2 separate regions of the Homo sapiens genome follow, and region 2 is linked to region 1. Evidence: read pairs that join two places in POLR2A ChIA-PET (ENCODE). Cell type or tissue: Panc1. All regions are shown on one strand. Links, peaks and the distances in the headings refer to the core of each region. The heading gives the core; the rest is flanking DNA.

Region 1 (2,814 bases), core at 15-2,514:
TCAACTTTCACCTTCTCACAAGCTATTAGTAAAGGGACTGTTTTTTGTCCAGCAAACTCTCCCCTCAGGCATGCAGGGCTTGATGTTATCGTGATTACTTTTCGCTATTCACATTAATTATTTTAAGACAACACACACACACACACACACACACACACCTTCTCACTTAGAGTCAATGCCAACTTGAGCCATTTCAAATCGTTAGTCCTCTTTGTGAATGTGTTTGCATTTTTAAATCTGGGTTAGAAATTTGGCAGTCCCTCAATTATTCCTGAAGTGAAAAGGCCACAAAGTGGTCTCTTCCCTTCTTTTTTTCATTCAACTCTCTCTCTCTCTCTGTCTCTCTTTCTCTCTCTCTGTCCAGGAGTTGAAAAGAGAAACTCCAACCTTCAACTGTCAACTGTTTTCCAAACATCAGATTAATGTTCCCCAGGACTCGGTAGTAACGTGACCTTTCTGTTTTCAGATGTGTTTTTCAACATGTAATCGTTTGTTTGTTATGTCTCTCATATGGAATAAAGAAAGCTGGGGGAAGGAGTGTGGGCTGCCAGAGGCAGGAAAAAAAAAAAAAAAAAAAAGGATGTGGAGGCTGTTTTTGTTCCTTCTTCAAAATGCTCGAATCATTTTATTTTTAGGCAAGTAGTCCCCAAGGGAGGAAAATCTACAATACTCGTCCTGAAAAGAAATCCAAGCACTTGATGAGCAATTATTTAAACATAAACATCCCCAAAACAAAAATCTAATAAATTGATTTTAAAAAACATCTTGCAGGAGAGGAATTTCTGGGATGCAGGTAACGCTCTTTATCTTGATCTAAGAAATTCCATAAGAAGGTTTTAAAAAATAATTTATCAAACTTTTCATTTATGCCTCATGCCCGTTTTTGGACGGTTACACTTAAATTACCATTTTTTTTTTAATTTGAGAAAGGAAACCTCTAACGTGTGTATATTACTATATTCTACATCTTAGTTCTAATAAATTTCCAAACCAATATATTTATTAAACGATTAAGAACTTTGCCACTAACTTGTTTTCTGAGTAATAGGTTCTGAATCAAAGTGAAAACAGTATACTTGAATTAGTTATTCGAAAACCAGCATAATTATTTCATCACTTTCTAATATAGTAAAATGTCAAATATGCAATGAGTTTAAAGTTTGTTTTACGAAACCCCAAAGAAACCAAATAGTTATTTTGTTAAAAACAAAAGCTTTATACTTAAAAAAGAAAAAGTATTAAGTTGGTGCAAAAGTAAATGCGGTTTGTGTCATTTGAAAGTAATGGCAGAAACCGCAATTACTTTTGCACCAACCTAATATTAACTTTTTTTTGAGACTAACTCTTATTAGAAAACGTTTTATTCCAAAGAGGAATTTTAAAAAGCCATACTCAAAGGTGAATTTCTGCTACTAGAAAGATGCCAGTTTTAAACTCCTCCCCACCCCCATAAAATATTATTAGGCCGCTTTCATGGTTAGTGACTAAGCATTTTACCAAGAAACCAAAGACTAAATTGCTCCCCTCAATTAATCAACAGCTTTTATCTCCGGCATCAGCTTCACTAATGACCTCACTGCGGCCCTCCAATCCTTATTTTGTGCTTTCCCTTATCACCGTCTTCCAAATCACCCCAATATTTCTCCTGCCCCGTTCAAGTTAGAGGCATCATGATCCCCATCTAGAAAGCAATTTCCTGACGACTCGCTTAATTATCGCCCGCTCCCCCGCCCCCACCTTCCTAGCTCTACTTCCCTAATCGACCCTTTATCACCCGGGAACAATCGCTAAGCCTGAGCTGCCCACATGGAGGCTTCGCTGCTGCTTTACTTTACAGGCCCTTCCGCGGTTTTATGATTGGTTGCTGTGGTTGGAATGTTTATAGATAATAAACAACTAATCCATTTCTTGCCTAATGAATTGCCCCACCCGCGTACCAGTTTAACACCCGTAACTAGCTCCAGGATCAATCTGCGCCAGCGACCGAGGGGATGAGGGGGGCGAAACCACCCAGCCTCACTGCCGCTTAAAATCAAAGCCGAAGAACTCTAGGTCAGCAGACACCTATTTCCCATTTTCCAGTTCCTCTCCTCCGCGACCCCCCACCCTCAGCTAGGGCTCGGCGCCCACCTGCTCCTCTGCCCACGGTCGAAGGAGTGAATTTCAAAAGTGCTTTTCTTGGCTTCTAAAAATGTGAGAGGGCGATCCGCGAGCTTGGGCGCGCTGCCTGCGAGACTGGCGCGCCCACAGGAACCGGCACTCAGGTGACGGGCTGAAACTGGTGCCTGCAGCGACTGCTATTTTGGCCCAACCAGCCTCTTCAGGCTTCGGCGGTACACGCCCCGGGGGTAGTTACAGTCCTCCTGGCTCTGATGAGTCTCTGCCCGCGGAAGATCAAAAAGGCTGAGGTTGGCAAGGGCGTTCCTCCCGCACCCGACGGCTGAGAAGGAAGATGGGCAGGATAGGTAGTGGGGAGGGCACAATCTAGTTAACACTCGGAATCCTGTCTGAAATAAAGGAAAATGCATGTTCAGACTCCCAAGAGACCCGGAAAACGCGGAGGATCTGCCAAAAGCATTCCAAGAAGAGAAGAAACCAACGCCAGGGAGAGATTCTTTTATACACATTATGGCAGCTGCACATGGCTTCCGTCAGTAACTGGGGCCAGGGGGTGTGAGGACGGTGACCGGGAGCCAAGGAGAGGGCCACGGGAACCGAACACCGGAGTCCCTATGGTGTTGCGCTGTGGGAGTCCAATGTCTAGTCCTGGAGCCTCCGAGAGCGCGCTGGTGGTCCTTTGGGACCTTCCCTTTC
Region 2 (2,814 bases), core at 305-2,804, 1.2 Mb after region 1:
GTTTTTTATCAGTGTGTTGTACAGAGCGAATGGCCTCGGACCTTCAATGGCTGTGCACTGCTTTCTCAGGACTTTCCCTCAAAGGGAAGAACTGACCCTTATCTCTTTCCCTTTTCTCCACCATTAGAGCTCAGAGATCCCAAGAGGCAAAGCGGGGAAAGGTGGGTGACTAAATCACCAGGAATTCCCTGAGGTATCTGTTCTGTGTTGTTCCCTTGTGACAATGATGGGTGGCCTTCACGTGTCTGATGTTGTCCTATCATCAGAACCAGGGTTATCCTCAATTCTCAGGACTAACTGTAACTCTAATCCCTTCTCGTGCTACTGAGAAAGCATAACAGAGTACAAGGGAGTGAAAATGATATTATTTTAGGAAAAATTTAAATTCCTTTAGCTCAGTTAAAAATGTAGAAACTTTGGAGCTTTATATGTTATGAATGAATTAACTGTGACACCCCTAATCCCTGATCAAGATCCAGGGGTGGGCCCAACAAGGAATGGAGCACTGCTGCCCTTCCCATGCCACCTTGTTAGGATTTCAAGGGTGAAATAGCTCTCCTCTATCAGCTAATTGAGCCAGAAGGGACTATTTAGGAAAAGGAAGGGGAGGTGTCTTTTACTCCCAAAGATGTATATTCCTAGTTTCCTTCCTGTAGTGAAGATGATTGGATATTTTTATTTTATAAGGGTTAAAGACTTCAAACATATTCAATATTTTCTGTCTTTTTCTTTTTATCTTATTCTCTCAGTAATCTTCAGTCATCTATTAAAAAACAATAGTAAAGGGAGAGTAAGATTACTATGAATGACTTTCCTTTATACATGATATCTGGCTGTGGTTTTTCAATTGGGAAACAGATTTTCAGCCTTCTGGCAAGGTTTACTGAGTATACATTTGACTATTTTTCTCCCTGAATTTTATTATGTAAAAAGCTTCATAGGAGAAAGCTTTGCCATGAAGCTGTATTGCAGGTTTTTGTAAACTTGCATGGTTAGTGTCAACCAATAAACGTTTGATGAATGAATGAGCCAATATCTTATGCAATTAATAATGTTGGCCATCTCATTTTTTACGGAGTGTACTGTTTGTTCAGTCCAACATTGCCAATAATTACTCTTACCCTAGCCCTCCAAGTGAGGGAAAATATGCTCCATGTTCTCCAGATTGAATTCTCATAGCTTAACATGGACACCCTTTTTGACTTTATTATTACTACAAAATCACATAGTCTTCTACTTGTAAGGAACAATGTACAGTGCAATGTAGGAATAAATACCCTCAATTATAGAAATTAGGTTACTTACCCCTGATTATATAGCCAATTAGAACAAAGCTTAACTTCTGTAAAATTAGAGTTGATGACCTTAGGAATTAGAAACAAAAACAAAAACCAGCTTTGTTAAGATGTATGGTAAGCCTTGTTCTTTTGTGGTGATTTAGAATAAGAAGAATTGGCCAAATGCAATGTACCTTGAAGAAGTTTAAGAATATTAATTCACATCAAGTCAAAATCGTCACCATTATGAAAGTAATTACAACAACCACTGCTTTTGCTTATTTTCCATTTATGCGATTCAGCAGTACAAGCAAAATGAGGTAAAGTTATAGGTCAAGAACAGTCAGCCTTCTTCAGTTATTTCTGAAGCCTTTTATGATTGTGTTATAGCCCAATGTTCACCTTAGACTTGTCTCCTTTCTCAGTTTCATGCATTTCTTGTTGCTTAGTTTTAGAAATCATTTCACTCTGGAAAGCTTTCAGATCACAGATTCCTGCTCATAAGTGGATAAATGTGAGTATACTGGGAAATCATACACAGCTTCCACTGTTTTTTCTCTCTCCGCGATTCTGGTGCTCCAGGCTCCTTTGGAAAGGGTTAGAGCTTGTTCCATTAGCAGTGAAGAGTCCTAAAACTATTATACAATGGGTCCCTCTGCCTTAGCTTTATTGAGGTCTAAGCCATTAAGATGAATGTCTACCACGAATGACTCATGTAATATATTAATATCTATACTTGCCATTTCCATCAATGGAAGCTCCATAGATAATTTGTATTCTTCTCAGCTTGTATTGGATCTTTTTTATTTTTCTCAAATGTTGATAATCCTTAGTGAATGCCATTACCATACTCATTTTGAATGGGGTAAAAACATCAGTGTGAGCTGGGAAAGAGGAGAGCAGTCTTTTATAATCTTCTTCCAATGGGGGAACTACATGGGAGTTAAAGCAGCTTAGAGTCATTAAAGGTCCATTGTAAATAAGATTTGTGCTCTTTGACAGAGATTTTTTTTTCCTGCCCACTGCCCAATGGGGTATATTTTCCTCATGCCTCAATTTTTTCCTTGGAGCAGCAATTATAAAACAATGCATCATATCAATCAAAATATTCAGTTAAGATACATTCCTTATGATTTTGAGTGAAGACTTTCATTTACTCTCGGTTACTTTTCTTCCTCTCTCATTCTCCCTCTCTTCTTATTTTATCTATCTCTTTCTCTCTCTGCTTTTCATTTTCTAGGTTGAATTATGGGAAATATTGAAAGTAGTGCGTTGAAGTAGGCATTATTCCTGCTATCCATTCATGCATCCAACAAAAAATGTTAAGCATCTAATATATACATATTTTAGATTAACTGATATCTCTTTACAGGTCTATTGCTGGAATAACATTTAGGAACTTTATATTTGTTTTTGTTTGTTTATTTTCATTGTTTTGCTATACACCAGATGAGTCATTGTCTCTTTATTATGGCTGGGGCTGCAATATAGCTTGTCAAGAACAAACTCTGTAGAAAATAGCTTCATTTCATAGCAG

The links. Peaks named below come from ENCODE experiments on the same cell type or tissue, not always from the same donor. Only the 100,000 strongest peaks of a DNase experiment are listed, where the experiment ranks them.
Region 2: POLR2A ChIA-PET joins it to region 1 with 10 read pairs; 2 of 35 experiments call an interaction of 5 or more read pairs at or near these places.

What each region holds. Positions count from the first base shown.
Region 1 is chr4:174,213,734-174,216,547 of GRCh38, reverse strand. The region is part of intron 1 of LINC02268 (long intergenic non-protein coding RNA 2268); the gene reads left to right. Among named protein-coding and RNA genes, the nearest start is that of LINC02268, 5.3 kb to the left of the region's middle. RefSeq lists enhancers at 1,412-2,072, 2,183-2,242. In Panc1, for the core only: no CTCF peak of the experiment used is centred there; no DNase peak of the experiment used is centred there; H3K4me3 peaks cover 457 bases.
Region 2 is chr4:173,053,840-173,056,653 of GRCh38, reverse strand. No RefSeq gene overlaps it. Among named protein-coding and RNA genes, the nearest start is that of GALNT7, 110 kb to the left of the region's middle. In Panc1, for the core only: no CTCF peak of the experiment used is centred there; no DNase peak of the experiment used is centred there; H3K27ac peaks cover 1,499 bases.